2 separate regions of the Mus musculus genome follow, and region 2 is linked to region 1. Evidence: chromatin loops called from intact Hi-C (ENCODE). Cell type or tissue: left cerebral cortex. All regions are shown on one strand. Each heading gives the region's core, and the rest is flanking DNA. Links, peaks and the distances in the headings are about the cores only.

Evidence for each region. A loop is a pair of places that touch in the nucleus more often than their neighbours do. Peaks named below come from ENCODE experiments on the same cell type or tissue, not always from the same donor. Only the 100,000 strongest peaks of a DNase experiment are listed, where the experiment ranks them.
Region 2: a loop joins it to region 1, with 4 times the contacts of the local background. A loop is called at or near these places in 4 of 42 quality-filtered maps.

Annotation. Positions count from the first base shown.
Region 1 is chr12:79,673,332-79,689,406 of GRCm38, reverse strand. The region is part of intron 8 of Rad51b (RAD51 paralog B); the gene reads right to left. Among named protein-coding and RNA genes, the nearest start is that of Gm36048, 120 kb to the left of the region's middle. In left cerebral cortex, for the core only: no CTCF peak of the experiment used is centred there; DNase peaks (open chromatin) are centred at 8,780, 9,680 and 10,164.
Region 2 is chr12:79,723,810-79,739,884 of GRCm38, reverse strand. The region is part of intron 8 of Rad51b (RAD51 paralog B); the gene reads right to left. Among named protein-coding and RNA genes, the nearest start is that of Gm36048, 67 kb to the left of the region's middle. In left cerebral cortex, for the core only: no CTCF peak of the experiment used is centred there; DNase peaks (open chromatin) are centred at 6,959, 7,749 and 12,171.

The DNA.
Region 1 (16,075 bases), core at 5,212-13,211:
TATGCTCCCTGCTTGCAGACGTTCCTCCCATCGCTCCACACACAAATCCCAGTCACCCCCTCACACCACCAACTTTGAAGTGGCTGTTCCTACGGAGGCCTCTACTGGTGGCTGAACTGTCACAACACAAACTGTCAGGAGGGTTTTGCCTTTCTACTGAGTGCATCTGGGAAACCCGGAAGCAAGATGCTGGCTATTAGCTGCCCCTCAGATGGATCTAGACCAAACTTTTCCCACTCTGCTCAAGCTCAGGTTAGACAATCAAAACATATAGCTAGACTCTACCGCATGTGAGCTATATCACTTCAGTACAAAGCTTGCAGAATGGCATAATGATCAGAGACGTAGGCCTCATACCTCAATAGGATGCGCAACCTAAAGGGGAGAGAACTTTGTGCTTAAACAGAAGCCTGGTGGCCCTCGTGCTAACAGACAGAGCGCCTATACTGGTGGCTGTAACTGAAGAAGAGGCAGCAACAGCAATAGACACATGTGGAGGGGAAGGAAGGAAAGAAAGGCCAGTGGGAAGCTGGAGTAGAGATGACGTCAAAATACACTAAGGCTGGACAGACTGTCAAAATCCTTGAGCAAAATTGTGCACCATGCCCTTCAAATCCTTGCAAATGGCTACTTGCTTCTTGTTTGGACCTATAAACAACCAGGCAGAAGTTCAATGCTGTTCTTTCAGGCATAAAGGATGAACATTCTCCTCCTCCTCCTCCTCCTCCTCCTCCTCCTCCTCCTTCTTCTTCCTCCTCCTCCTCCTCTTCCTCTCCTTCTCCTTCTCTTCCTCCTCCTCCTCCTTCTGTATTTATTTAATATAGTGAATACTATATACAAAGTATGCTCTTAGAGAATTGCTAAATGTTAACTCATTGGCTCCTCACAGTGTCACTTTGGAGCCAGAATGACCACTTTAAAGGTCTTCACTGCTGCTGCTTCTCCTGCTGGCTGTGGATCAAACCCTGACATTGCTGAGCCGCTCAAGAGGCAACAGAGAGAGGAGAGCAAGGACCAATCAATAGTGTCTTCTCTGTGCCGTTTGAAATCTTCTAAGACTACCACTTACTAAACTGGTCCCCAAAGCCCCTGTGGCAATTGCATTCCAGTGCTCAAATGGAGGAAACAAAGTATATAAAGTGACCAACTCAGAGCTACATTGTCAGATGGTTAGCAAAGGAAGGCAGTGTGCAAGGAGAGGGGCCAGTGGGGAGGGGCGGAGCAGAGCCAGAGGGGAGGGGCAACCAAGGCTAGTGTTTGACAAGAGAGAGATTGCCTCTTTTCAGGTTGTAGGGCTAAAGCAGGGTACAATGTAACTTTATGCCTCACCATCCCTAAGTCCATTTCCCATTGTTTGCCTTAGACTTTCTTTTTGAATTGGATGAACTGTGGGGCACCAGGCAAAGAAGGAGGTGTTTGCTGCCGGGTGAGGGTGGACAAGGAAGGTAGGGCTTGCTGCACTATTGCACTGGAAGCCAGATGAGAGACCGGCTGTGAGTTCATGAAGGGCTGGGAAAACTTGCACTGTGCACTCCTGTGACCCGAGGAGAAATTTCCCCCAGACCTTTGGGTTCACAACCCACAAGTTTAAGAACTGTCATTTTGATACATGGTAGACCACTCCCAGGGAGATGTTTGACACTTAACGACTTGTGGCCACAGCAGATGACGGGGTGGAATGGCTAACTTCATGAAATTTTCCAACTGGAGCAAGTAGCACTTTTTACACAATAAGACCAACATGCAGACTAGTTATTTTACATAGGGAGTAAACAAGAGAGGATGTGTTAATTTTAAAACGAACGAACGTGGTGTTTGGTGGTACATATCTTTTGGTACTCTTAACCAAGAGGAATGCTGAGAGGGCAGAGTGGCTGGGGCAGCAAATAAGGGCCTTTTCCCTTGGCTGAGAGCTACAGACACCCGGCAATTAGAGCAGACACCATTTTTACCCAATCATGTGATTTCCTGGTCAGGGCATCTTGGAGCTGGTAACTACTTAAAGTATGCTGCTCCACAGGGAGCCTCCAGGCTCTTTAAGTCAATGTCTTATTGCTGGGAAGAGACACCATGACCACAGCATCTCTTATAAAGGAAATCATTTTACTAGGGCTGGCTTACAGTTTCAGAGGTTTAGTTAATTGGCAGGAAGCATGGTGGCACACAGGCAGACACGGTGCAGAAGAGCCAAGAGCTCCTCATCTGGATACACAGGCAGCAGGGTGAGACACTGGGCCTGGCTGGAACATATGAAACCCCAAAGCCCATCCCTAGTGACACACTTCCTCCAACAAGGCCACACCTCCTAATCCCAGTCAAATAGTGTCACTCCCCCGTGATCAAGTATTCAAATATGTGATCCTATAGAGGCCATTCCTATCCAAACTACCACAGATGGCAAAACACAGCCACTCTAAACAGTGTTCAAATCAAGATCCTGGGCTTTTTGTTTCTTTCGGTTTAAGCATTTTCACACACAACAGGGAGCATTCAGTTTAACCTTCTGTTGTGCTCAGACTTCTGGTTTGCTGTGTTACTGCACACAGAGACAAAGACTGTGTCGCGTCAGTTCTGGATGAGAAGTTCTCTATCAGTTCTAACCAATAAGGGACAAGGATAGAAAGGAAGGACAAGCCAAGCCAGGGCTTGAGGAGCGAGTAGAAAAGCAGGGCTCCGAGGGTAGGACCCAGAGCAGCACATTGGTGAGCAGAGGCACTCGGCTGCCGGAAATCCTTACCCTGCCTCTGTTTTGCAATGGCTCAAGTTACTAAACCTCCAGAGTCCTTCATTGCCTTGTTTCTAAAACTGAAATTACATCCATTTAACATAGAAACTCCTGTAGTTAGATGTAGACAGTGGAGGTAAAGCACTGGCATATTAATCACTCATAAATGACAGCTATTATTATTCTCTGAGACACCTCTAGTGGGACCCCACCTCACTGAGCTGAGTTTACAGAAGCAAGAATTTAGGAGGGTCCAGAACTATTCTAAGGAGGTCAAGAACACTGACATTCAAAAGGAGCCACAGTCTGAGCTCAGCCACCCAAAGGGTCTACAATTAATAGTAAGAAGGCTTTTTCCCCCCCACAGAAATGGACTCCTAGAGCCAGCCACAGGAAGTAGTTGGGGTGAGAGGATTCATGTCACCGAGACAACTGGCTTGGTTCACAGTTTTAGTTACTATGTTTTGCTTTAGCTTAAGCTTGATAGTGGCTTTCAATAATTGTAAAACTTTCCTAAGCTTCTTGGGTGGTATATATACATTTTTTAATTGTAAAAGTACCATAACAAAAAAGGTGCCAGATTAATCAAAAATAAATATATACAGCTCAATTAAATTTATATTTCAGATAATGCTAGCCTTGGTAGCCCATGCCTGTAATCCCAGCACTTGGGAGGTAGAGACAGGAGGATCATAAGTTTAAGACCTGGCTACATTGCAAGTCTGAAGCTGGTTTGGGTTACATGAGACCTTGGCTAGAATAAAATAAATAAATGAACACAACTCAGGCAATCAGGCAATGAAAGGTTTGTTGTTTTTTTTTTTTTTTTTTTTTTTTTTAGTATAGGTACATCCCCAATCTAAGAGCTGGGATGTATTTTAAACTAATTCTGTGTGGTTGGTTTCTCTAAAATTATAATTTCACTGAGCACCCTGAATTGTATTTGACAAATCTTGACAGTGTCCAAAACCTTGCCCTTTTTAACACGCAGAGTAACAACGCTCACCTACTCTCCCCATCCACAATTAGTGTTGCATTGGAAAGTAAGATACAAGAACAAAACAAAACTCCACACAATTTCCAGGACTGTTATTTTTTAGTAAGGCAGTTCTAATTTCATAGACTTTTCTTGTGTTTGGTTTAAAAAAATTACTTACCCACACTGGAATTTTCTTAATTAAAATTTTTTTTTAAAAATTTCATCTTAGTACAGATTTAAAAAAAAAAAAGGGAGGGGACTTCCCCTCTGATGGCATCTAAATAATTATTGGTAGGTTGACATTTAAGACATGACATTTTTAAGATTACTGGCACTTACATTTTTAGCTTGTCTAGAAGGCCAATAGGATAAGATATGTTCTTCTAAAAAATCTCTCTTCCTTATTCTCTATGAAAAAATAAAAACTACATTCCCCTAAATGAAGCAGTACTTTCTTTGGCAGGTAAAATACCACTAAATACTATGAAATCAACCTTTGAGACTCAAAGGGCAATGTTCAATGGTATTGGCCACTGTGTCTAGCTCTCACTGAGATAGGGCCATTCACAATAATCCCAGAGAGAGGTTAGCCACGTCATAAACAAGACCACACAGTAGGTGGGCCAGCAAACAAATACAAAACTCCCTCTTCCTTGGTAACATCGAAACCAGCTGAATTCATCCCATTTCTGACTGGGAGCCAAAGATATCCCTACTTTCCAAATATCTCTGAACAACTCTAAGTTCTTCATCATCTTAAATTTAGAAATATTCACACTGTAGGGCCCTAGCACTTTTAAGCAAACACATTCTGTAGTTGTTTTGTTTATCTTCTCATATCTTTTTTTTTTTTCCTAAAGCTACTCAAGAATGAGATTGTACTCTAGAAGGTCAGCAGTTGACATTGCTGTCCTTTTCTTGTTGAAAGGATAATGCTGAACTTCAGGGCCAGGACACAAGGGTCCACAACCCAGCACAACTAGACAAACAGAAGAACTAGTCCAGCTTACCAGCCTGGACAAATCATTTCCTACTCAAAGAAATGCCTTTTATTTTATTTTTTAATTAATTAGATAGTTTTATTTTTTAAAAACTTATGTAAGTGTTTTTGCCTGCATGTATGTAAGTCTATTATACGCACACAGTTCCAGAAAAGGCCAGAAGAGGGTGTTGGATCTTTTGGAACTGGAGTTACAGACAGTTGAGGGGGGCTTACATGGTTGGGAGTTGAACCCAGGTCTTCCTCGAGAGAAGCCAGTGCTTTTAGCTACCAAGCCATCTTTTTCTTTTAGTAACATCTCTAAGAGGTCTTTACAGAAGACTTTTCAATTCCATGCAGTCTATGGCAAAACTCATGATGTCATATTGAAATGACCACATAGGCCACCGACCCATTGTCTCTGGAAGGTAAGTACCTTGTTTCACTGAGTGTTAGCAGTGCCTGAGGAGAGACGTACCTAAGTAGACACGTGGATAAAAGCTTGATCAGACGTTTAAAGTGACACATAAACTCACTGAGGAGAGCTTGAATTTTCATTTTCTGTACATCCTCTTTATAATCAGGCAACGTAAACAGATGTTGACATGTAAGGGGAGTTCTGCAGCAAACAACTGCTCAGTATTTTTAATGATGTCCTGTCATTTGGAAAGCAAACTTACTGAAAAATCTTCCTATATGTAAATGTTAATCTTAGGACGTTGTGTACTCTGGGCTTGAGACTAGATGTCTCAAGTGACTTCCTGGGTGGCCCCTCCCTAGACAGACTTTACTCTGCACTTCAGCTCGGCTTCCATTCCAATTACGATTGCTGGTATTTCTGAAATCAGTCCAGCTAAAGTTCTAAAATTGGATTGAGGCTCCATAAATTTACTTAAAAAAAATCACTCAATTGTATACTTACAATGGATGAATTTCATGGTATATACATTAGACCTCAATAAATCTATATAAAAAATTAAGTGTCTAAACAGAGAATCCTTTTAATTTTCATTTTGACTCCTCTGCTCCTACCAGAGCAAGAGATAGCCCGGTTGCTCCTTGTTAGCCTGGAGGTGAGTCCACTCTAGTGGGAGTGTGCAGGCAGGTCACCAAATGTAAACAGCTCTACAAAGGTCACCACAAAGGCACTGTTGTTCTGTCTCATAGCAAAGAGGGAAAGGAGAGTCGCCACAGAATATCTACTCTTTCTTGTATCCCTAATTAGAAACATGTGGAAAAGGCCCACCCACAGCCAATCAGCCAGAAAGGCTCTATTTCTTCTGCCTAATATTGCATGTTGGCTAAAGGAAGACCTTTCCCTGGGCCTGCCATGGAACGGCTTCAAATCATTAAAGCACCTCCAAAGGCCACCATCAAAGTACCAGTGGATTTGTACCAGTGGTTCCCCATGATTTGAAAAACATTCTCTTGACCAGCACATAACCTGTGCCCGGTTGGTAAACTGGAACCAGCTCCATTTGTTTGCCCAGTTCAACCTGGCTGTGGACCTCCTGCACCCTGCCCAGGATTGTGCACTGCTCAGATTCCCTTGGGTATAGGCAAAAATGCAGTCGTTACAAATGTAGAAGGTCTGTGGCAGCACAGCTCAGTCAATGCCTGCAGTCCTTGTTGTCATCCATCTAAGTTGAGCATGGTGCTCTGATTTTTTCCATTTTACAGATGGAGAATAGAGAGCCTGTACCTAAACAGTCTCAATGAGAGTCAAGGAAATGAAGGATGGGCTGATAAACTCTATTTGCTAAAATGTCACTCATGTTTAAGATATACTACCCAAAGAGCAGTAGGACTGTTTTGACTCAAATTCCTTGTAGTGCTGACTTTACATCAACTCCGGAAGACAGTGACTTGTTTTAATATTAGTGTGAGTAAAACTCTAAATTATTTACACTCACTCTTTTATAACAGAGGGAGCAACACACGTAAAGACTGTCATGCTGGTCCAACATGGGGACTTTTGCAAAGATCAGATAGTACAAGAGGCCAGCTTTGATGTGACCCAAAGCAGGCATTTAATCTCCTATGTGGAATAGAGCTATAGTTCTTAGATTAATTACTCAGCCACAGATCTGTTGCCAAGCTGCTCCAAACCCTTCCTAATGGGAAATAGAATGGCCATTTACCTCAAACCATGTGGTAGAACCAACTTGTGCCAGAGACTCTGCATTCCTTCTTCACTTACAGATTCGCAGAGGTCACTGAATCAGCTCTGTGCTTTGGGAGCAAAAATTCTATATTCTGAACAGGTTTGCTTGTTCAGACACAATGCCAGAGATGAAGAGTGGCTGATTCTTAGACAGAAAGTGAGCCAACTTAAAAAAATGAGGAAGTCAGTTTTCCATGTGGAGACCTGATCCTCACTTGAGGACTGAGATATAGGGAGTAAAGCAAGGTGAAGGCCAGAAGCTGTGTGTGAACCCAGACCTACTGTCATTAGCTAGCTTTTTACAGAACGCTCTCTGGGTTTTGACAAGTATTGGTGGCAGTTTTGGGTTGAGAACAGAAGCCCAATTTAGAACCCGTGATTCTGGCTAAATTGGAAATTGGAAATTGGTTTTCTAGGATAGTGACCACCATTGCCTGTCACAGAGACTAGAGGATGGAACCTTGGACTCAAAAGGATAATCAAGAATGAACTCTTAGCCTTCCCTTTGTCTCTGTGGTTTCAACCAGTATCAAAACAAAAACAAGGCCCACCAATTTGGTATGGAATGAGGTGGCACTGCCTTCTGCCCCAAAGCAAAGTAATATCTTAACATCATACTGCGCTGTAGCATCAAGTATGCAGAAGTTGAGTTTTCTACCATACATAAATGCTAGGAACTAAACGATCAGCCACTAATGTGAAATCAGACTCTCTGAAAGACACAAACACATGAGAGACTACCTTTAAGGGCATTTCCGACCTCCCGGACTGCGAGGCATCCTGAGAGACAGTCTGAGGCTGTTTTGTTAACCTCTCCTCCAAGAGGTATTTGGGCAGGGCTGAGGATCAGAATGAATGCATGAGAGACAGAGGCTGGGGTGGGGGTGGGGGTAGGGGTGGGGGTGGGGATGGAGGTGGGGGTGGGACAGAACTGTTTTTGTGGCACAGGCTTATTTTTCTCTAGTTAAGACAATTATAGCGAGCTTGTCATTAGTATGCTTGAACTAATTTTTCCAGATGCTTCTCTGAAGAGTGATTCTGATCCAACCTTTCCCAAACCAGAAGTTGAAGAAGAAAAAAAAAAGAGGAGTTTTAAAAAGCAGGGAATGGTGCTGGCGCTCCAACCAGGGCAAGCACACTACCACTGACCAGTCTCTCTCTCTCTCTCTCTCTCTCTCTCTCCTTCCTTTCTTGCTCTTTCTTTCTGTCTTTCTTTCTTCCTTTCTCTCTTTCATAAATGGGGCAAGAGAGAGAATGGAGTTCACCACTAAACTCATAAAATCGAGATTCCCACAATTGGGGAAATCTCACCCTGAGAGTGATGGAGGAGTCTCGCACTTGGACAATCACATTATTAATAAGGATGTCTCCCCTGCCTGCTCACTAGTCTCCAGAATCTTTAAGAGAGAGCTCTATTTCACTTGTATGACATACCCAGTCCTGAGCTTACTCTTCTAGGTCTGACAAGGCTGTAGCAATCGGAGGCCACCAGGGCCTTTATTTTTCTTTCTCCTAGATTTCAAATTAGCCGAGGGAAAAAAGAAGGAAGCTAAGAACCCTGGTACTGAACAATCATGGCTATTGTCATCCACTGTGTGTGCTTTCTATCAGCAAAACCATTTACATCACTGCAGATCTATGCAGCTCTCACAATCTCCCCGACTGTCACTCAACCTATGATGACTCCAGGGGAACTGTAAGCCAGAGGTGAAGGCTTCCTTTGTTTCCATCTCTGTGGTAGGATGACATGTGGTCCTGAGTGCCAAGGTACTAAGATAAGAGGGATGCTCAAAATGCCCAGATGGCTGGAGAATGAAAACCGGAATACAGAGCCAAATCTGCACAGCAGAAAAGGGCCACTGTGGCCAGGCTGGAAGTGGGGTCCTTGTAGTCCACAGGCAGCGGAACTAAAGGGAAGCCATCCCCCAACTCAGCTGGTGGGAGCTGGGCAGCTTCCCAGCTGGAAGGAACTCTCAAACACATCCCTGTAAGCTACCCATGAGAGACAGAGGCCCTGTTAAGAACAACACACAAAAGGGGCTGCTAATCAAGAGGAACTTCAGCCGTAAGAATGGGATTCAGTCATCCTTCCAGAGATGCATGCCTGGGCCAAGGCCCAAGAGAATGACATTCAGCTGCTGTATCCCTCTTTGGGGCCCAAGTTGGAGGCACTGAAAGAGAGATTCACAAAGGAGGCAGATGGGAAGGCCCCATGGCCATGCAGTGCGGTTCCCATGCAGAACACCCGAGTCAACAGGTAGAAGCAAGTACAATTGGAATCAGCTGCTTGGAACAGAATCAACATTTTAAATAAGAAACTAGCAAAGGGACTGGCAAGACCGCTCAGGGTGAAAGTTCTACACAAGCCTGGCAACCTGAGTTTGGTCCCTGAGGTGTAAGGGAAGAACTGCCTCTACAGTTATCCTCCAAGAGTCCAACATGGATCATTGCACCCACAGAGGCACAAAGGCACGCATACGGACACACACACACACACACACACACACACACAGTGATCAAAGACCTAAAACTCACACCCTACCCTTTCCCCGTAAACTCTGAAAGGGTTCACTGATCCATAGGGGCCAGAAATCAGCAGCCTCTGATCTCGGCCACCCCAGGTTCTGACACTACCAGATGTTCCAGCCATGAGAGTTTCCGAGGCTCTTCAAACACAGGCCTTTCGTGTAGATAGCCCATTGGCCTTAACCGTCATTTCTCATGCTTAGTGTTTATAGCCCAGCTGTTTGCTAACAATGCCCGCCACACTTCTTTCCTAATGCTTTCAATACCATCCAAGTTGCTCTTAGGAACATTTTATCTTCCACTCATTCTAAAAATAGGAAAGCTATGACATCACCGAGTAAATCAGACAGAACAAGCTGTAGAAAGGGAGACACTGAAAGCTGCAGGACTAGGCTGGAGATGAACGTGCTGCAGAGAGAAAAGAACTGCTAATGAGGGATTCTCACATAACTGAGGTTAGGGCCAGTTGACTAAAGGCCAGAGCTGAGCTGTCTTTTCTTTCTGCCCCTTGTTCTTCTCCTACCGCTCCCCGCTTTCTTCTTAGTGTACCTGACACCAGGCACTCAATGACAGGTACACAGTGGTGGGCGAATGAGGGTGGGGAGGAGTGTATCTTCATGGTCCATAAAGACTGATCTTTCCTTCCCATCTTGCCTCAATGGCTGGGTGGGACAAAGAGACAGCAACAGAGCCTTTTCCTTCTGGGCTTTGGATTGTAATGTGTTTTCAGTGGAACGGCGGCAGGGAGAACAGTAGATGAGTTCTCTACTCTGCTTTGCACACACAGGGACACAGGCGGCTGGGAGGCTCCCAAAAGTGCACCACGCTTTTCTCACTAATGTGGGTATGGTTAGTGCTGATGTTCTGAGTAATCTCACCACAGTGTTTATAGCTTACGCTTGAGTAGGATATACCGTTCATCAGCTAAAATGCAGAACAAAACCATATTTACCCTCCACTGCGTTGCTGTCCCATACGGAGTTGGACATTTTTAGATGGAGAATAGGTACCTCCATAAATGAATGTGTGATATGCTCAACATGAGCAAAAATAACAGTGTCAAGTTTCACAGGGTCCACATGTTGAATGTTTGGTGCCAAATATCTACTTATTGCTCCTTTAACTCCTGCCCTCTTTTCCAGCTGTAATCATGCTGGAGCCTTGTCAGGCATGGCAGTGATGGGAGATGCTGCTCCTGAGGTGATAGATACACCACCATTCACCTTTTTTTTTCCCTTGGAGAGGGAATAACTTCATCAGTATCTAACACTGCCATGCTCGTTCAGGCTCATATCTTTGATAGACATTTTAACTCCATTAGCTAGGATCTTTTACAGCAATAGCAATGCATTTAGAAGTACTGCTTTGAGGCTGGTAAGATGGCTTAGTGGGTAAAGAGCTGGCTGGCTCTGTAAGTCTACTGACCTAGGTTCAATTCCATGACCCACAAAAAGATAGGTGGACAGAACCGACTCCACAAAGCTGTCCTTTGACCTCTATAAATATTCACTCTCTCTCTCTCTTTCTCTCTTAAAAAATATTTTAAAATGCTGCTTTCTTGGGTATGGTGTCACAAGACTGGAATCCTGACGATTCAGAAGGCTGAAGCAGGCAGACTGCAAGCTCACAGCCGGCCTGGGCTGTGTAAGAACTTCCAGCTCAGCCTGGGAAATCAGTGAGCTACTGCCTCAAAAAGTGGAGGATGAGGAGGTAGGGGTGCTAGAGAGATGGCGTGTTTGTAAGAACACGCATTGTTCTTGCAAAGGACCATCTGTAACTCTAGTTCCAGGTGATCCAGAGCCCTCTTCTGGCTTCTGTGGGCATCAGATATACATATAGCACATCTACTCATGCACAGGCAAAACACTCATACACACAAAATAAAATAAAGTAAATAAAAAGAGAGGTATGTGGGATATAGCTCAGTGCTGTGGGTGTGGGTGCTGGGATGCTTCAGAGTGGACAGAGTGTGCCAAGGCCATGGGTTTAATTCCAATACAGAAAGAAAGAAAGAAAGAAAGAAAGAAAGAAAGAAAGAAAGAAAGAAAGGAAGGAAGGAAGGAAGGAAGAAAGAAAGAAAGAAAGGAAGGAAGGAAGGAAGGAAGGAAGAAAGGAAGGAAGAAAGAAAGGAAGAAAGGAAGAAAGAAAGGAAGGAAGGAAGGAAGAAAGGAAGGAAGAAAGAAAGGAAGAAAGGAAGAAAGGAAGGAAGGAAGGAAGAAAGGAAGGAAGAAAGAAAGAAAGGAAGGAAGGAAGGAAGGAAGGAAGAAAGGAAGGAAGGAAGGAAGGAAGGAAGGAAGGAAGGAAGAAAGAAAGAAAGAAAGAAAGAAAGAAAGGAAGGAAGGAAGAAAGGAAGGAAGAAAGAAAGGAAGAAAGGAAGAAAGGAAGAAAGAAAGGAAGGAAGGAAGAAAGGAAGGAAGAAAGAAAGGAAGAAAGGAAGAAAGGAAGGAAGGAAGGAAGGAAGGAAGGAAGGAAGAAAGAAAGGAAGGAAGGAAGGAAGGAAGGAAGGAAGGAAGAAAGGAAGGAAGGAAGGAAGGAAGGAAGGAAGAAAGAAAGAAAGAAAGAAAGAAAGAAAGAAAGAAAGAAAGAAAGAACCCTTCTTTAGGGAGATTTCATAAAAGATAATGATGATGATAATAATGATGAAGACTATGTAGATGGTTCTAAGCATAGACAGAACTCTTTCCCCTTCACCAAATCGGTACTTTTCATCTCTGAAAACACTGAAGCTAAACCTAGCAGGAACAATGCAGCCTTACAATCTTGAAAGATTCAGTGCTGCTTACAGTCCATCTGGTCCCAACTCCACGCCTCACCTTCCTCTGCATTTCATCTCTGTGTCTGTCTTTCCTTCCTACTTGATAACAAACATTTTTACCTTTGGCTCTCCCCTTTTATGACTCAGTGTTCCGAACTGAGATAAGAATGAATAACGGCCACCCTGTGGCTACTTTCAGTGCCAGGGCCAGTGTCACACAGTTGAGCTGGCTCAACAGTAGAGAGCAGACACCCTCACTTGATGAAGCTTTCCATCAGACCAACGGACACAGGGCCAACCTGAGTTTTGCTCTAAGAATGGCTTCCCTATTCCACAACCAAGATAACTCTTGGAAGAATCTGCTGACGTTTCTAAGAACACCTATCTACTGGTGACACAGGAACCTCACAAAAAGTGGAGACTGAGAAACTGCTGCAGACCCCTTGTTTCCTAAGAGTCTTCCCTCTGAGGACTGCCTGTGAATGGGCCTCCGTGGCTGCTTTTCCAATAAGAGTGCATTTGGTTTCCATTCAATTTCATACCAGAGATTAACCCTTAGCAAGATGGGCAATATTAGGCTCCGTGGTTCAGAGGATGGCTGACTTGGGTGGCAGGAAGCTGAACAGTCTACTCTGGAGAAGAAAATGTCTGTGGGTAGCAGGCTTCATTCCCAAGCCTTAACAAAACAAAGCACATAAACAATGCAGTTACAAATGCCAGTGAAAGAAAAATCAAGGGATAATCGCAAGTCATCGTACCGGGAAGGGCCCACAAGAAATCTTCATTTGACTAAGTCGGAAGCCTTGTTTCTTAAATAGTTACATAACCCCTAAGACACTGTTATGTAATATGGTCTAAGGGCAGAGTAAAGTATTTGGAAATATCTCTTGTAGAGCCTTGTATTATCTTCAGTAATGAGAAAATGAATGGGCGTTTGTTTGTTTGTTTGTTTGTTTGTTTTTGTTTGACGTGGCAGCCTTAAGATTTGAAGGTTTGTTAGGTGGAAAAGATAGAATGGGACCCAACTTGAGTTTCTCTGGCAAAGAAACGCCCCAGGACACTGGTTCACGTCTCAAACCAGACACAGACTTTCTATCAGTGCAGTTTGTCAAACGCTGTACCAGGCACACTTCCTTCTCCCCCTGACAGAAAGGAAGGCAGGCTGGATAAGCTAACACAGTGGAAGTGTTCTGACACACAAAATGTCCCAATGGTGTGTCCTCTGTGGTAACAAACAAACAAGGCCGAGCTGGGAATTATGTAAGGCTATCTTCGATACTATTTAGAAAACAAGGGGAAAATGCCATCTGCCCCGAGTTCCTCGAGAACATCCAATCAAGGGCCCGGGCAGGCTTCCTGGCTTCAGACTGGCTATAAATAAATTTAATAAGGATGAAAAAAAGTCACAGCATCATTTACAGTTCTCTCTCGTCTCCAGCTGACAAAAATCCAGTCCAGATGTTTGTCCTACAAGATCAACAGTAACTGTGTGGAACTCCCTCTGGAGTAAGAGAGCTCTGGGATTGGTTGGAAAAGAAAGGGAAAGGAGGTTGACAGGGCGGGCGTGGACTAGCCCTGTTTGATACTCACTTGACAGAGACACAGTACTTAACTTATTTTGTGTATAAGTATCCTAGTTTATGTAGCCTTCCCCTTCCTCATCCCTCCTTTCAAAGCCACGGGGACTTGGCTTGTGAAGCCTGCAGTGGTTGTTCCATAACCTTTGCTTTTAAATTAAACAAATGACCTCAGATTTTGGAGCGGTTGTTGACTCGGGGGAAAGTATGCCATTAAAAGCGTGCCAGAAACAGATTTAATTGGTGCATGTCCCAAAAACTGCTCCAAAGAACACAGGCTTCCCGCATATAGATTTCAGGGTACCTACTCAAAGGCCGTGAGGCTTTGTCAAAATTTGAGATGTGAAACAAGCCAGCTGAAAGAGTCCGTATCAAAAGGGTAAATTCAATTCAAGAGATATTAATCTGATTACCTAAGTATGGCTGCGAATCGGATATGGTCCATTGTGCGCTCTTGTTCAACCTGGACAGCTGGAGGAGCCAATGGCTTCCTTTCCCCTGACATATAATTAAGTTTTAAGAGCCGATCAAGTTACGGATACCAAGTTTTAAGAAATATTTCATTCAGGAGTGGCATTTACAGTGCTTGCCTGTTGCAAGAGTCATTGTTCATTTTACTTCCTTGAGCCATGCTGGAGAGTGTGTGGATCAGGGTGCAGGGGCTCGGTGTTTGTGTTTCAGGCTACAATAACCGCCCTCTGTGCACCTGCCTGGAGGAGAAACCAGTCCAGCCGCCTCCCAAGACAAAAGAGCCCTGTTTTAAGTGCTGAAAACCCAGACATGAACTGACCCTGTCAAATTCCAGTTAGGGGAAAAAAAATCAATATTTTTCATCCAATCCAAGGGAGCTGGTTTCCTTTCCTAGCCACACGTAGTTGGAGCAAGAGTGACTGGCCAACAGGATCATCTCTTTTCTCATGAGTCTCTGCACTCTTCTAGATTCCTGCCCTGAAGGTGGAACTCACAGCCTGGTATACCATCACCTGTCCCTTGGGGTCCATACACCTTTTTTTTTTTTTTCTTACCTCTTTGTCTCCCAGACAGCTCCCAATGCAATCTGACTACAGCCATAGAAGCATACCTTCCCAAAGCAGTGTGTTACCAACGTATGTTGACAAAGATGTCCCCAGTACACACTTGTCACAAACTTCAGGTACACTCACCATTGTAAGAATGCTTGCCAGTAGGCCAAGGGCTAAGACTACACTCTCTCTATTCCTATTATGGTTTTTAATATGAGTTGATCAAAGGCCAGGGCTAATTTTAGATGTCTTCTCTTGATTGTTCAGCTTCGACTCATACTTATTAATATGGAGGATGAATAATTACACCAAACTCAACTAAGAAGCATAGCATCATAGAGGGAATCATTTCTTGAAAAATCTGAAACAGCCAACCAGGTGGGGTTTCTTTTGAGCATTTCACCCAGGTAGCAGATGAGCAACCAGAAAAGGAAGGTGACTAACTTAATTTGAGGGCACAAGTTGCTTCTAACAGCAGAAATGATCTGTGAATTATAGTTTCCTACTTCTTGGAGAGGAGTGGGAGATAAATTATGATTTTGACAGTTATCTTAAACTGCCATTGGTAGTGAGACCCTGGCTAAAAGTTGGTTTTCATTATGCCTGCTGATAACCAGCTATAGTTTCAAGGGTTAAAGCTTTCTCAAGACTGCTTCAATAATTACTCCAAACTCCAGCCCCAAGGGGCATGAGAACCAGATGACCAGCATAGAAAAGCCAGGTTCCCTGACATAACACTACACCAGGATGTGATTGATTGATTGATTGATTGATTGATTGATTGCGTCTGTAGTGAGCCTAGGAACTAAGCAATAGTTTATCTGATTTGGTTCTCATTAAAAAGCTACCCAAGAAAAAAAAGAGTTGACCAACTCAGGTGTAAGCCACACTGAGCTACCTTGGCCAGGCTGGTGACTTCTTGGTGAAGCATGGTACTCAATCTGAGCTACCAGTGGATGTGACCAGGGACAAAGGCAGTCAGTCAGTCTATCAGATGAGATCCAGGGTACTGCATACATGTTGAATTAAAATACTAGTCAAGGAACTGTCTTAGTTTTGTTCAGCTATCCTGTGATGGTGGCCCTTGCCATCACCATGGAGACTGACTGACCTCCATTTCTCCCTTAATAGCATTTACTTATTTACTTATTGGTGAATACATGCCAGACATGCATGTCGAGGTCATAGAACAACTCGGTTCTCTCCTTGTCCTCAGGTGGGTCCTGGGAATCGAACTCAGGTTGTTAAGGTTTGGTAGCAAGTGAATTACCTGCTGATCCTACTACTGGACTTGACAACTTATTCTTGACAACTCATTAGTTGCTGTACAACATAACACAATTGTTGT
Region 2 (16,075 bases), core at 4,376-12,375, 51 kb before region 1:
GTAACTAAAATGCCCACCCATGCGACCAAGCACTGGTAGGGAATTAGCAGCAAATTACAAGATGTATGAACTTCTTCTAATAGATTAGAGCTAAGAGTAAAATAAGAAGTATCTGGTTTTTTCTAGGTATAATGTCTCATTTAGGAAGAAAGGCCTGAGTAAATTAAAGGAATACACTACAACGTAAGGCTGGGTAGAATCATGAGTGAGTTTGGGCCCAGATGGGCCAGTGAAAAATCCAACCAACCAACCAACCAACTAAAACATGTACTGAAAGCCATTTAATGAAAGGTTTTCATTGGACTCTGAGTCTTTCAGCTTTAATGATATTACCTTCATATCTCAGGAATCTTCCAACATCCTACCAATAGGATTCAAAGTAGACTTGAGGACATTTGTACTGGTCTAATAAATGATGTGGCTAATCCACGTTAAAGGCACATAATGAAACACAACTTCAAAACTTTAACTTCATTAGCACTGGTGAGCAAACCAACTCTACGGAGTAGCGTTTGAATAGGTTTAAATTCTAAGAGCTTGTGGGTAAGTTCTGCTTTTTGTCTAGACTTAGCAAGGTTCCTGACATGTCATTTTCAATAGCTGCCTTTCTGGATGAATGAATAAAGAATAACAAAACTAATGTGTATTTGTACCGGTTAGGAAATGTCTAAAGTTCTAACTTTTGAGGTTATAATTCAGAAGGCCATTCTATCCTCTCACAAAATATCTTCTGATGTGGCTTTCAAAGACAATATATCTGAGATTAGTGAATCTCTATGGAGAACAGTTCTCCCCTGACCCTGACTTGTAGTTATTTACTAATGTCTAGAGATATATTTTGGTTGTCACAAATGGTAGGAGGTGGTGCCACTGGCATCTCCTCACTAGGGAAAGGCAGACCTCCAGCTAACACAGAACAATGTACAGGACAGCCTTAAACAGTCAAGGGGCAGCTGGTTCCAGATGTCAAGAATGGTCTGGTTGAGGAATCCCAGGCCAGATAATCCACTGGCCAGAGCCAAATAACTAGACATATTTCCCAATGATCTTTGTGCCAGCTCCTATTTCTGTTCTTTCTAAGTCTGTCTATCTTCCTTCCTCCCTTTCTTTCTTTCTTTCTTTCTTTCTTTCTTTCTTTCTTTCTTTCTTTCTTTCTTTCTTTCTTTCTTTCTTTCTTTCTTCCTTCCTTCCTTCCTTCCTTCCTTCCTTCCTTCCTTCCTTCATTTTATCCTTTCTTCTAAAATGGTTATTTCACTTTATGTGTATGGGCATTGTGACTGCATACTACATCTGTGTCTGCCAGAAGACGGTGTGGAAGCCCCTGGAGTCTCAGATGGTTGTGCTGGGAATTGATTCTGGTTCCTCTGCAAGAACAGCAAGTGCTTTAACCCTGAGAAGTCTCTCCAGCTCAGTCTTTTCCGTATATATTTATCCATCTCAAGCTGCTGCTGCTGCTGCTGCTGCTGCTGCTGCTGCTGCTGCTGCTGCTTCTTCTTCTTCTTCTTCTTCTTCTTCTTCTTCTTCTTCTTCTTCTTCTTCTTCTCTTTGATTAGCTATTTTATTGGGTTTTATTTATTTATTTATTATTAGATATTTTCTTTATATACATTTCAAATGCTATACTGAAAGTTCCTTATACCCTCCCTCCATCCTGCTCCCCTCCCCACCCACTCCCACTTCTTGGCCCTGGCATTCCCCTGTATTGGGGCATATAAAGTTTGCAATACCAAGGGGCCTCTCTTCCCAGTCCCTTTATCATGACATTTTTACCAGTCAGGGTTAGAGGTAGCGTGAGAGCCTAATTGTGGAAGAAATCTGTCTAGGCCATCTTCTGCTACATATGCAGCTAGAGATACGAGCTCTGGGGGTACTGGTTAGTTCATATTGTTGTTCCACCTATAGGGTTGCAGACCCCTTCAGCTCCTTGGGTACTTTCTCTAGCTTCTCCATTGGGGGCCCTGTGTTCCATCTTATAGATGACTGTGAGCATCCACTTCTGTATTTGCCAGGCACTGGCATAGCCTCATACGAGACAGCTATAACAGGGCCCCTTCAGCAAAATCTTTCTGGCATTGTGCAATAGTGTCTGGGTTTGGTGGCTGATTATGGGATGGATCCCCGGGTGGAGCATCCCAAGCTTCTTGATACCAAGTACTATATGTATTTTTATTTACTGCCCATTGTATCTCATTATCTCAAAGATACTCTGAGTTAACTATAGAATGAAGTGAGAGAGACAATGGTCAAGGTCCCATAAAGGACAGAAATCAAATATGAGTTGTTTCTTCCCTCAGTAGAGAACAGCCTGAAAGGATTATGAGTAGATGCTCAACTGATGCCTACCATACTATTCTAGTCCCTTTATCATGACATTTTTACCAGTCAGGGTTAGAGGTAGCGTGAGAGCTTAATTGTGGAAGAAATCTACAGTCTTTAAACAGAAGTTCATCATGATCAAAATACTGTTCTGGGCCAGGGTCAGATTACTCAATTCTTCTAAAAAATAGGTTAAAACACATATTATATATATAGTTAATATATATAAACACATATAAAACATATGTGTTTATATATATATATTTATATAATGTATAACATATATATGTATAGATGACTATTTGGTCAAGCAGAAAGACTAGAATTCTGATGAACTTGTTTCTAACTAGCTAACTAGCTGTGTAGCTAGTCACTGGAACTTGCTTCCCTCATCTTAAACAAAGAGATCATGACCAGACTAATTTTGACGGTTGATGGGACAAGGAAATCAGGATATATAGAGAAATTAACAAGAGTGAAAGATTTGGACTAAACATAAAAATGATTTCTTGGCTGGGAGTGATGGGACTATATTTTAATTTAGAAGTCTATTAACAGGTGTCGATTAACCTGTAGTCACCCCATCGATCAAATCTAACTCCAAATGATTGGAATGCCAACTTCATTTGTTTTTATAAGACTGAAGCCATCACTCTTTGAAAATAAGGGTGCTTTATGTGAATGCACACAAATCACAGACTCGATGGAGGTGGAGCTTTCCTCTGCAATACAAATATTGAGGCTGACACTAAATGGTGAAGGGCTGGGTGCAGCTCAGGTACTAAAGCACTTGCCTTGAGTGGAACTCAGAGACTACAAAAGAAGTTAATGAAACCAAATAGAATGAAATAGTAAGAACGTTGAAACGTTCAAGGCAAGAGTTTGGATTATATTTTCCTGGAAATGACACTGGGGTGGTTGGTAATGCCAGGCAGACTTCTAGGTGAGTTACTACACAGGTACAGCCCTGTGACGGGTCTTGGGTTCTATAGGAAAGCATACTGAACTTCTGTATCAGCTCCTGCATCGAGGTTCCAGCCCTGTTTGAGTTCCCTTCCTGACTTCCTTCGGTGATGGACTACACTCCGTGGAGGTGTAAACCAAATAAACCCTTTCCGCCCCAGGTTGCTTCGGTCGTGGTATTTTACCACAGCAATCGTTAGCCCCTCACTGCTGACTCTTGCTAGACCTAGTGATTTTACCTTATTGCATCCTTGGCTCATCTCTATGGGAATTTTAATACAATGAAATCATCTTAATTATACACGCATATTGACATCCCAGGAAGCTCATGAAAACTACCTGGCAGAAAGCATAGATGTACATTCGCTTTAGCTATCTGGGCTTTGTTGGGGCATTAACCACAATTCATGAGTGAGATGTCATCTTGAGCCTGTGTGTGGCCGGTTAATCACGTGTTTTCAGTCTGGCTCAGTGAACAAGCTCTGCAAGTTCACTTTGGCCTCCTCCAACAGTCTTAGTTTTTCAAGATGACCAACAACTGACAGAGGGAATGACTGGAAGGGGAAGTCACCCCTTTGCTGGCCAAGTAAAACCAGGCCATCTTATGGAGCTCACAGCAGCTAGTTGGAGGCATGATTTAAGCCTAAAAAAACTCTCTAGAATCCCAAGGCTTCCACAAAAAGGCAACTTCGGAGAATGGCAGCAAAATAAAAGCCTGGGACCTCAGGACATGGTTCCAGGAACAATGAGTACAGAAGAGTGAAACGGAGTCACTTTTTCCAGGCAGGCCACTTCCACAGACAATGCAGTCACACGGCAATAAGCAGCATTTACGAGTACATGAGGACACCCTGCATGTTTATAGACACCGCAGCAGCCGCCAACAGCGGAAGAGAGGGAGTGGATCCATTTATGAACAGCAGCCTCTCTCTTCACCCTGCTATAACTCCACTAAACCCATGGGAGCCTAGCTTACCAGTTCAGCAAGAACCATCTTGATTAAAATACGATGTCTCTGGTCACTAAGAGTTCTCCGGGGAAGTAATGGGAAAGTAGCCAAACCACACTATGTGAGAAGCAGACGAAGCCTCTCTCCTTTACAGGCAGACATGTTCTGGCCCGAGCCAGTCTTCTCACCAGCTCCTCCGCTCTCCGACCCAGCTTCCCACGGGGTAGATCTGGCTGCCTTCTATTTACTCTTCACACCCTGTCATACCTCTCCTCTCTCCCTGGGAGTGACAATTTCATTCGATCCCCCGGCAAAAGGATACCATTTACCACATCACCTTGGAAGCCTAGGAAATCAGCCCTGGACAGAAAGTTGGAGAGAGCCAGAAAGGGGATTTCCTATGTTGGCCTGCCAGTCCGCCATTTCTCATCAGTTCCCTTGTTTCCCCTCAAAGCACTTGGAAGACTCTCAGCGAACCCTGTTGACTTAGTACTTGGAAAAGTGCATGAGGTAAAAATGACCTCCAGTTTACAGACCTTAGTCAGAAAGATCTTGTTGGTTTGGGTTTTGAGACAGTGTTACTGACCTTGCCTCCTGAGTGATAGGATTTCAGAGGTATGCATCCCTAGGTAGAAGGATTGATTTTGTTGTTGTTGTTTTGTTTTGTTTTTTCGAGACAGGGTTTCTCCGAATAGCCCTGGCTGTCCTGGAACTCACTCTGTAGCCCAGGCTGGCCTCAAAATTAAGAAATCTGCCTGCCTCTACCTCCCGAGTGCTGGGATTAAAGATGTGTGCCACCACGCCCAGCCTAGGATTGATTTTTTAAAATCCACTCGTTCATTTACTTACTCAACATTCAATAAATACAGAGTACCTGTATACACCAGGAACTGGGCTGAGACTAAGTCCAAACTGATGTCATGTGACTGACACCTGGCAGTGCCAGTCTATCCTTGAATGAGAAGCCCCATTTACTATTTCCTGAAACAAGTAGCCCTGGATCAGCGCAGTAGAACGACTAACAGATACCCCGTCTACTCTCTCGCCATTCCAAGAATAGGAAAGCTTTGCTGGAGAGAATGAATCAGGAAACACCAGGTGATTTTTTATGGTGAAATTATCCTCCTTTCTATAATGGACATCATGCTACCAGACAATGTCTACTGAAAATCAAAAGGGATAAAGGCAGTGAGATGCCTCAGTAGTAGAGGCTCTTGCCACCAAGCCCGAGGACCTGGGTTTGATGCCCAAGACCCACATGATAGAACTCGGTGACTAACTCCTATAAGTTGTCCTCTGAGCTCCATATATGCACCCTGCCCACACATGTGCACACAAAATAAATAGATAGATGGATGGTATGCACAAATGCATTTTGTAAAATATGATTTAAAATGCACAACTAAATTTAATCTTAGGTTTATAAGGGTTGAGAGATAAAAGAAAGGTAGTCTCAGTTGATAAGGTTGATTAACAATGACTTATGATGCTCTGATTCTTTTTAAATCTTCATGGGTGTTTTTTTTTTCTGCATGTATGTTTATGCATTATGTGCATATAGTACATAAGGAGGCTGGAAGAAGGCATTTGATCCCTCAGAAATACAATATTAATTGGTTGTTAGCTATCATGTGGGTACTAAGAACTGAACCTGTGTCCTCTAGCAAAGCAAAGCAACCAGTGTTCTTAAACACTGATCCATATCTCCAGCCTTTGACCTTTGACACTCTCTCTCTCTCTCTCTCTCTCTCTCTCTCTCTCTCTGTGTGTGTGTGTGTGTGTGTTTAGGTATATGAGGCTGCATGTGTGTTATGGTACAAGCGGAGGGCTGAATATCCGTCCTTCCTTGTCTTCCTCCTTGTTTAAGGCAGGGTCTCTGTTCTCCTCTGTCTCAAATACCAGGCTCAGTGGCCCATGAGTTCCCAGCGATGCTCTTGTTTCCCAGGTCCATGTAGGAGCACCAGGATTACAGACAAGGGTTACAGTACCAGATTTCCACAGGCTCTAGAGGTTTGAACTCAGGTCCTCATGCTTATGTGGCAAGTTCTTTTCCCACTGAGTTATATCAGCCCAGCCCAATGCTCCAAATCTTAAAGGGAAAAGCAGCCTTTGTAAGAAACACACTCTTTACAGTTTCATGGAAAGTTTTGGCGAAGGAGCAAATATCTTGATTGTAAAAACAAAGGAAGCCCATGCATTGAGAGAGTTAAGCGTACTGTGGGGGGAAGAAAAAAAAAACTTAAAACGAAGATGTTTTGCTTTATAGAAAATTCTATTGATTCACGGAGTCCTTTTAAAAAAACAACTATTTGAGATTCCCATAATATACCGAGAAACCTCCAGAAAATGTTACATAAGTTTTAGAATCACCAATTTAAGAAACTTATTATTTATTTATTTTTTTCAGTGTCTTTCAACTGTAATTATACTGTCTTTATAATAATAATTAAAAAAAACTTTGGTGGTAAGAGTATAAAAATTTTAAAAATCTCATAGAACTTGCAGACCCCAAGTCCCAGAGCCCACAATTTGAGAAATATTGATTTTTGTCTCGCCTTTGCCTTTTATGGGTGAAGGAACAAATGACTCTCCTAACCACACAGATGGCTCTTAGCACAATCCAGCCAGAAAGCTAGGTCGCCCGGTTTCTAGAACAGTAGTTTTTCCTTCTTTAGACAAGGCCTCCTCTGTCTGCTACTCAGCTCACTATCTGTCCCAGACAGACACTGGCTTTGTACTAGTCCAGAGATGGGGAAACAGATGGAGGCAGCAGGTTTGAGGGGAAGTGCTGTGGGTGTGGCTGCCGTCACTGCAGCTGGGCCTGCATCCGAAGGGAAGGGTCTCCCATGGTCACATTCTACTGCGCATCTTTGAAACAAAGAAACGTTGGGTGGAAAACACAGGCAACTTTAGGAGGAAGCATTTCTGCCTAGCAAGTTTGGGCAGAAAGTTTGATGAACATGGTCCTGAGCTAAGAGCCAGAGAGGAGCTCCAGAGGGATGAGGTTATAATTCAGGGTGGCCAATTTAATCAGCTCATATTCATTAAACACCCACAAGCACGTGGTGCTTTACAGCTAACCCCTTCCCTCACGCAGAAGCATCCACAGGCCTGTTTTAATCGGGCCACCCTGTTCATGTTGGGAATCTAGCCAGAGTGTTAAAGCAACTGCTTCCCTTCCTAAGAAAACAGGGTAGACTTACTACCGCGAGTAAAGGGGGAAAGCCCCTAGTTTTGCATCCCATCCTAAAGCTGGGAAGGACACAGGGAATCTGTTTTCCAAGGTTGGTTTGTAAAATTCAGTGATATATTGATCCTTCCTCTTTCAGACTGGCAACATCCCATGCCATCTAATTCTAGGCTTTTTCCTGCAGTTTTCTTGGGTGGCATCCCTCTCTTTTATCTGAGCTGAACTTGAGCACTTATAAATATTCCCACAGAGGGACTGAAGCATTATGGCCCTTGAGTTACTTATAATTAGCCAATCAATGATTTTGAGCACTTCTGGCCCTTGGATAATGAACTCATTGCAAGTAAAGAAAGCTTGTTCTTACCGCTGGCTGTTTGAACTGCCAAGAATGTTTTCGGCCCCACTGATTTACCAAGCAACTTTTGATTACTGTCGGATGAGAGGACTGACTGAGGCTGCTGGGCTGAATCTCTCTAAGAGCTGGGGTTGGCAAACTTCTGGTAAGAGGTGGTCTCTGAAAGCTGGGGCGCCGTGCAGTGCATCATACAACGTACATCCCTGTCTGAGGTATTAGCAAGTGTTCTGGCTTTTCAAAAAAAAAAAAAATCTCCTGTACTTCTCTGCAGCATGTCCCCAACAGAGAACATTAGGTCATCAGGAAAGTCTGAAAGACTGTCCTGACACTAGGACATGATGCTAGTCTTCTCTTACATGATGCGATCGATCCACTGGTAAAGATCCCATGAAGCTTAGTGAAAGACTCCAGGTATTCAACTTATAACCTAGAACACAAAGTACAAAGTAGGTGCTCAACAAAATATTGTGCTCTTCGTAGTTTAAGGGTTAAGGTAGGTTCATGAAACAAAACCAGAGGCAGGATGGCTTCGAGTATCTCCAAAATTATGACCAGGGAAAACAGGTGTTACCGAGGCTTTTAGGTGAACAACCATAAAATAACAATACCCTTACAGTTTGTAAAACTCCGTAGGTTTCTCCAATAGCTCTGCAGTGGATATATATGAAATGAGCAGGTTTCTGTCTCTTTAGTTCAGGAGTAGCCAGGATCCCTCTATATTAAGAATCAGAACCTTGCCAATGTGTTGGAAGCATCATCTCACAACCTCCTCCCCCAACGTTAATCTTTTATTTTCAACTTGGTGACTTTCACTTAAGCCAGTGTCAACACTTCAGAAACCCTACCAGATTTATAGATTAAGACTCTCCAAGCCAATATAAGGCCCACAATTCTCTTGTGTTTCAGTTACCTAATGCCTTAAGTCATTCGACAAATGTTTACTAAGTGCCAGTTATATATGCCAAGCAAAGACACAAGGAGTAGAAAAACAGTCAGGAGTGAGACAGACCAGTCTTTATAATGGCAGGCACACAAGGGACTGTGAAAGGGCTTCTGTGGTGAAGTGGACGGTATTCTGGACATGTAACTGTGGGTCACATCCAGGGCTATACCTGAGGTCTGGGAAGATGTCCCCACGAAAGCACTATGGAGAGAGATAAAGGCACAATGACCTGAGTTATCAATGAGAAAACAAAACCATTGTTTAATTATTACAGTTTGTTTGCCAGACTCAAACCTTCCAAGTGTGTGTGTGTGTGTGTGTGTGTGTGTGTGTGTGTGGTGGTCTGCAAAGAAATGTGGAAGTTTGGAAAGCACTGCTCTAGTGGGGCACTGGAGGGTGTGGGCAGGGGGGCATTCAGTATTACTATCATACATGCACAGATCACAGAACACCCTTGAACTAGACAGGGTTCTGATTTGCCTTTCAGCCCTCTCCAGACAGAGACCGAAGCATTGTGCAAGTTTGAGGCTGGTTAGTGCTTCATAATAAAACTTTTTTTTTTTTTAAAGAAGGGGGACAGGCAGGGAAAAGACCCTCGAATCCTGTTTCTTGAAGTGCAACTTCCTGTTATCAGCCACAGCTCGGTGGGCTTTTAAGTACAGAGTATTAACTAGCTCTTGGTTGCTAAAGCAGCTTCATCTCCACTAACCTTTACACACTATGACTATGTCAGTTTTTCCAAGAAGGAGGAATGGATGGAAAGCCAGGCCACATCTTAATAAGGCCCTGGTGAGCTAATGGGTGTGATTATTTCATTGTCTCGGATTCATGCCAGCCTAGGCTCATCAGATACAGGCACAATCCAGGAGAAACATGACCTCACTCGTGACATGGGGCTGTGTGCACAGATGCCAGCAGGAATTTAGTGATCCCTCAGCGCAGGTAAAACTCAACTCTTTATGGTTGCAGCTAATGAGAAGCACACCAAAGTTACCTAAAACAGTAAAGCTAATATTGACATTAGCGTACTAGATATGTTGGGGTAAGGGAAGCCAGGAAAAACTGCTGAGACCATCTGTGCTAAGTGTGTCGCATCCATAATGAGGCACATATTTAAGATAAATTGCCATCTCTTTAAATGATTAAGTGCCAGATTTATGGAAAGCTGCAGCCCTACCAAGACCACAGGGTTGCTAAGTGGTCTAAGGCTATAAAGGTGAGACTCTCACAATTCTGGTTGTGTCACAAAACATTCACTGACTTGCAAAGCCTTTCTGTGTCTCAGTTTCCCAGACAACAGGAGAGCAATCCCATTCCTTAAACTGCACAGCTTTGAGTATAGTAGACTTTTGCAAATCAGGAATGCACATTTTTTTTTCAAGAATGAACTCTCTCAGACCCTTTCCATGGTACCATCTCAACAGACACTGGAACACACTAGGAAGTACGGTTCAAGGCTCCACACATTTTAATTGCACTTCAGAGCATGTGCACTCACTAGTCATTCAACGTTTCCTCCTGAGCATCTCGTATGCACCAGAGTCAGACCCTGCTGTAGGCACGAGAGATATGATAGTCTGAAAACAGACTGCTTGGAATCTGGGATTTAGCTTACTGGTATAGAACAAAACAAAATGGCCTGAGGGGGAAACAGACTTCTCTGCTCTAATGGAGCCCAGGGTTTGCTGAGGAGCGGCACCAAGGTTGAGATTTATTCCTTTGTGTGTCATGTGACATTGGACAACTTTGTTTCCTTATCTGTATAATGTTGTCCAATGTTGTATGGAATAATGAACTTCTGACACATATAAGTTAGCCAGTAAGAGTTGATTCTTTCCTTCCTCTCTGCAAGAGACACGCAAGGAAAACAGCAAACAAAAACAAAATGGTGTTCTCAGTTTCTTTTCTTCAAGTGAAAGATGCTTTACAAATGCAAATAACCAAGCCACAACCAACTTTTCCCCTACAATAGGCAGTGTGGTAAGAAGAGCTGTAGTTTGGGGACCACAGAGTCAAAAGCTTGACACTTATGTGAGGCTTTGAGTAGATTACTTAAACATCTCTGGGCCTTTGTGTCCTCATCTGTGAAATCACAGATGTGAGAATTAAATACAAATGTTGCTTTTATTTCCTCAGAGGAAGGGATGAGGAGAGCCATACCCAAGCTGTGTGAATACGTGGCTTGTGCTGAGCTCAGAGAGTTTCTATCTAACTATCCCTAGACCTAGAAGCATCTAGCCTTTGTACAACAAATCTCCTACAAGCCTGGATCTCGAAGGCTTCAGTTTCCAGCCTCTGTCTCTTAACCTAGGCCTAGACTGTTTTCAGCCTCCAAGACTTACTGCTAAATAAACTTACTCTTTCTAGCTCTTTCTGAACTCCTTTCTGGCTGGCTCAACTCAGCTGTTCTGGCTCAAACAACTCTACAAGCTGTTCTGGCTCAAACAACTCTACAAGCTGACTGACTCAAACTGACTTCTCTTGGTTTCTGACTGAATTGCTCTGCTTGGTAAAAATGCCTCTGAATTCCATGAACTGAACTGCACTGAACTGGACGGCACTAACTCAGCTGAACTCAACTGTATTCTCTCTCTGCACTGCTCTTAAGTAGTCTCTTTCCTATCTGTTCTCTTAAGAGTTAGGCGTATCCTATCTCTGGCTCATTCTGACAAATCTTTCTCTGAGTTGTCACTTTGTCTGTCCCTCAATTAGATGTCAAATTCTAGCCAGAGGGATGAAAGGTGTGTATTCCAGCCAGATCAACAGACGTAGAAGGTCTCTGGATGTGATCCTTTGCCAGAGCAGGATTGTTGCTGGATTAAAATTCCTCTATATCTAAGAAAGAGGAATACAACCTGTCTAGGATAATCAGGAGGACCAGCAGCTGCCTGGCTCATTAACAAACAATGGGGGCAGCAGAACACTGTCTTAAAGTTGCTGGTTTGGCTTAGCTCTTAATAGTACTTGTATTTTTCTTAATTTACTTGTCAGATTCACAGAGATACAAAGAGATATCATAACTCCATAAAGAGCATCGTGGTGGAATTTCTGTTAAGGAACAGTGAAAGGGTCATCAAAAAGCCATGTCAATGCTTTCAAGGGAGATGAAAGTCTAGCATTTGGAATTCCATTCTTTTGGTGACTCCTGAAGAAAAACATTAGTGACCTTAATGCCACTATTTCTCCTTAATTACCCACAACCCTGTGTTTTCTATTTCCCAAATATAAAGCAGGGATCTTAAAATACCAGAATCCTAATTAACACTAGCAAACAAATAGCATTTAGGTGGAATCCAAATATGTTCTGGGAAGTTCTCCAGTAACACTGTTCTTCCTCCTTCACCCTTTCTGTTGGGTCTGTAGTACATGCAGATGGGAGAGTCAAGAGCTCTTTCACAGCTGAAAGAGAGGAAGTTTGGACCAGTCTCATCCCCTCAACACCTCCTCCAAAGCCACCCACTGGTGCTATATTTCCTGGTTTATTTCTCAGCCTCCATCTGCTTTAGGACCCAGTCAAGTCTATGCAAGTTTCTAAAGGTGTAAATAAAGTCATGTCTCTCTCCATTTGAAAAATTGGTATCATGTTTAGTATAAAATCCCAAGTCTTCTCCTGGCTTTACATACCCCAGCTCCAGTTCTACAGGCCTGAGCTTCTTAAAAAACAACTTCTAAGCCATACCAAAACTATTATAAATGTAAAACTAGATCTCCAAAAAAGGTTTAAAATTAAAAGGGGCCAACAGTGAATTGTGTTGTCATTGCTATTGTTGGTGGTTGATCAGTTACTCTTTGATGGAGAGTTTTAAATATTTCTTCCAAACATGAAAACTGTAACTCCTACCAATGGCTATTTATCTTTATGGACATATTGTGATACAGGCAAATCCTTCCATTCTTGTTAATATGTTCAGGCATCATTTTCCTGCTATATATTTAACTTTGTCCTTTCCCCTTCTGGATATAGATGTCCTTTGCAGGAAATAGCAGCTGTGCCACTAGCCCTGGACCATCTCCAAGGCCATTTCCATATCCTGTGAGAGAATCATCCTCTCAAAGTTTGCTTTTGCAGCAAAAAGGAATAAAGATTATTTTATTGTATATAGTACTTTTTTTTTTTTTTTTGGTTGTTGTTCAGAAGTGACTTCTGTGTGATCCAGAGAGATGACCAGGCCAGTCTCTAAGTCTGCAGCTTGCACAAGCTAGTCATTTTGACTACTACATCTATCACCTAAACTCCAGAGGTTCTGGATGTAACCTAGCTGCCAGAAACGGCATACTATGTCTTAGCAGGGGATGTGAAGGACACAGCACCCATTTTAAAGAACAGCAGGATTTTTTGGGAGGAATTTCACCAACTAACTTATACCCAAATTCAAAGCCAAGTAGCTAACAAGTAACCCCTGAGAAAGGCGGAACCACTCCTTCCCATCTCACCCAAGAAAAAGCCAATGGTGCAGTGAAGAAAGAACCTGAGGTGGCACAAAAGTGCCCACATTGAGGATCATCAAAAGTGCCTCTGGAGTGCTCTTGGCTGCTAAAGGGAGAGTTTGGATTTCCATAATTCAGTGGACCCAATCTGTGCAAGAATGTGCACTGGAAAGGGCATTGCACCCTGGCTGAGGCAGTGCTAAAGCCTCCATCCTGATGGGATGGAGGCTTTCTAAACTTTATAAGTTGCCAAATCCACTAGCACTACACTGGTGACTTACATGACTTTATTCTTGGATTAAAAAGTCAGCAAACACTAGACAAATCTGGGAATTTAAGCAAAGCAATAAGCCCAATGGGTAATATCAAATATGGAACCATGTCTCATCTCCCCAGAGAGATGAATCATCGGGCTCTTCAGGACAAGCAAAGCACTAGCTGTAGAGAAGAGTTGGGTACTGACTAAACTGCCTAGCCAAGGGACATCATAGCCAAGACTAATTATGTGTGTGCGGGGGTGTGAAAGAGAGAGAGAGAGAGAGAGAGAGAGAGAGAGAGAGAGAGAGTAGTTTCCATTTCACTCCATACAGAGAAGAAAAATACAATAGCCCAGGAGAAGAGGGGGAGGGGGAAGAGGAGAGGGAGGAGGAGGAGGAGGAGGAGGAGGAGGAGGAGGAGGAGGAGGAGGAGGAGGAGGAGGAGGAGCATCAGCCAAAGCAAAGAGATTGTGGCTCTAGCAGCTATTCTCAAAATAAGGCACCAAAGCAAACTGGAATCTATCATCACATTTAAGATACACATTTGCCATGAGGAATTATAGGAAGAGCTGAGCTGTCTCCTGCCAGCTCCTAGGCATCTCTGATGTAGGAAGCAGCACTGTGTGCTTGGAGAGAGCTGAGTGGAAGTGAAAGTAAAGCAAAATTTTAGCTTGATTTTCTCCTTATGCTCAGTTTATTATAGGGAGACTAGAGAGATTTGAAGACCAGTTGTCACTAGCATAAAGGCAATGAGCTATTGAGAAATTTTAATATACTAAAATATAAAAGCCATATCACGTTTATTTATCCTTCAGAAACAAATAAGCATTAATTGGACTGCTATAATAAAATTTTATCTAACTGCAATTCACCAAAATAGTTGATTTTTACATGGCTAAAAAGGTGTTCAGGCCGGGTGGTGGTGGCACACACCTTTAATCCCAGCACTTGGGAGGCAGAGGCAGGCGGATTTCTGAGTTCGAGGCCAGCCTGGTCTACAAACTGAGTTCCAGGACAGCCAGGGCTACACAGAGAAACCCTGTCTCGACCCCCCCCCCAAAAGTTCAGAATACCTAAGTAAGGGTTACCCATTTTTCCAGGTAAAATGAGTATGTGTGCACAAACATGTACATACCATGCATGCATGTACACCTGTGTTATAAAATATTAACTTTAAATATAAAATAGCATGTAGACACATATGCACAAGAAAACATAGAATTTTCTAAAATGCAAAACAATACAAGAGATTATTTCTCAAACTACAGGTATGAGTCTGAGCTAGAAGTTCATGACCTTTCTTGGCTCCTTTGGTCATGTACCATAGGCTACTTCACAGCTTTCATTCTGATGCTGTAGCATAGATAACAATTTAAATATAGAGTCAAGTGTGCTTGTGTGTTTTGGTTCCTTATTCTGCCTTAGCATGGTAATCTTTCAATAAGGAAGTCATCAGAGGGCTAGGGGTGTGTTATGATATCACCATAGATACAATTCAATCTTCTGTAATCACATTAAAGAATTACAAATCAGAAAAATAAACTAATTCAACTAAAAAAATACACATTTGAGCTACAAACCTACTTTATTTACACTTATCTTCCATTTCAAGTCTTCGAAAATAGTTCTCATAAATTTACTGGCCTATATTGTTCATGCAACAACAGAGTGTTTTCCATCTTGGCAGTAGGCATAGCTTTCCTGCAGCTAGATAGCATTCAGATGACTTTTCTCATCTTCCACTTTCAGGAGAAAGTAAAGATTCGAAGGTCGTCTCTTTGATGAGAGACATGCAGGTCACACACCACTACCACCTTACACAGGATCATGTGGAGGCAGCTGCAGCAAAATTTCAACATAGTGGTCCAAACACATTATCTAGCATGGTGAAATATTTTTGTCATCTCTGGCTAGAAACCATTGCTAAATAAAAAATAGAAATAAAACGGTCTGCCTTTACTCTGGCAAGTTACTTAACTTTTTTGAAACTTTGTTACAATATGGGCAAAACATGTATTTTCTGAAAAAAAAAGAAAAAGAAAGAAAGGAAGGAAGGAAGGAAGGAAGGAAGGAAGACAAGAAGAAAATACGTACTTGGCTCAGCTCATAATTAAAGTTAATTATTTTTCAGATTAGTTTTCTGGCTTCCTAATTCATAGAAGCAACTCTACCGTGATGGCTATTCTTGGTTGTCAACTTGACTACATCTGGAATTAACCCTAAGTGGCTGGACATAGCTGTGAGAGACTTTCCTCAATTAAATAATTTAAAACAGGAGGACCCACATTTAATCCAGATCTTTGGAGGTAGGAAAATCCACCTTTATCTAAGTCATACCTTCTGCTGGCCGCCTATACAAAGGACATGGGAAAAGGAAGCTTGTCTCTCTTTGCCTGTTTGTTCTTGCTGCCAAGTCAATTCCTTCACTGGCATTCGAGCCTACTTCTTCAGGATTCTAGCATAAACTAAAAGACCAGCTGAGACATCCAATTTACTTCCTGGACCAAGCAACTACTGGATTCTTGGATCTTCCATTGGTAGATATCCATTATTGGACTAGCTGGACCACAGCCTGTAAGTCATGCTAATAAACCCCCTTTCTCTATCTATACAGATTCACCCCATCAGTTCTCTTACGAGAACCCTGACTAATACATCCATCCAGGTTTAGAAA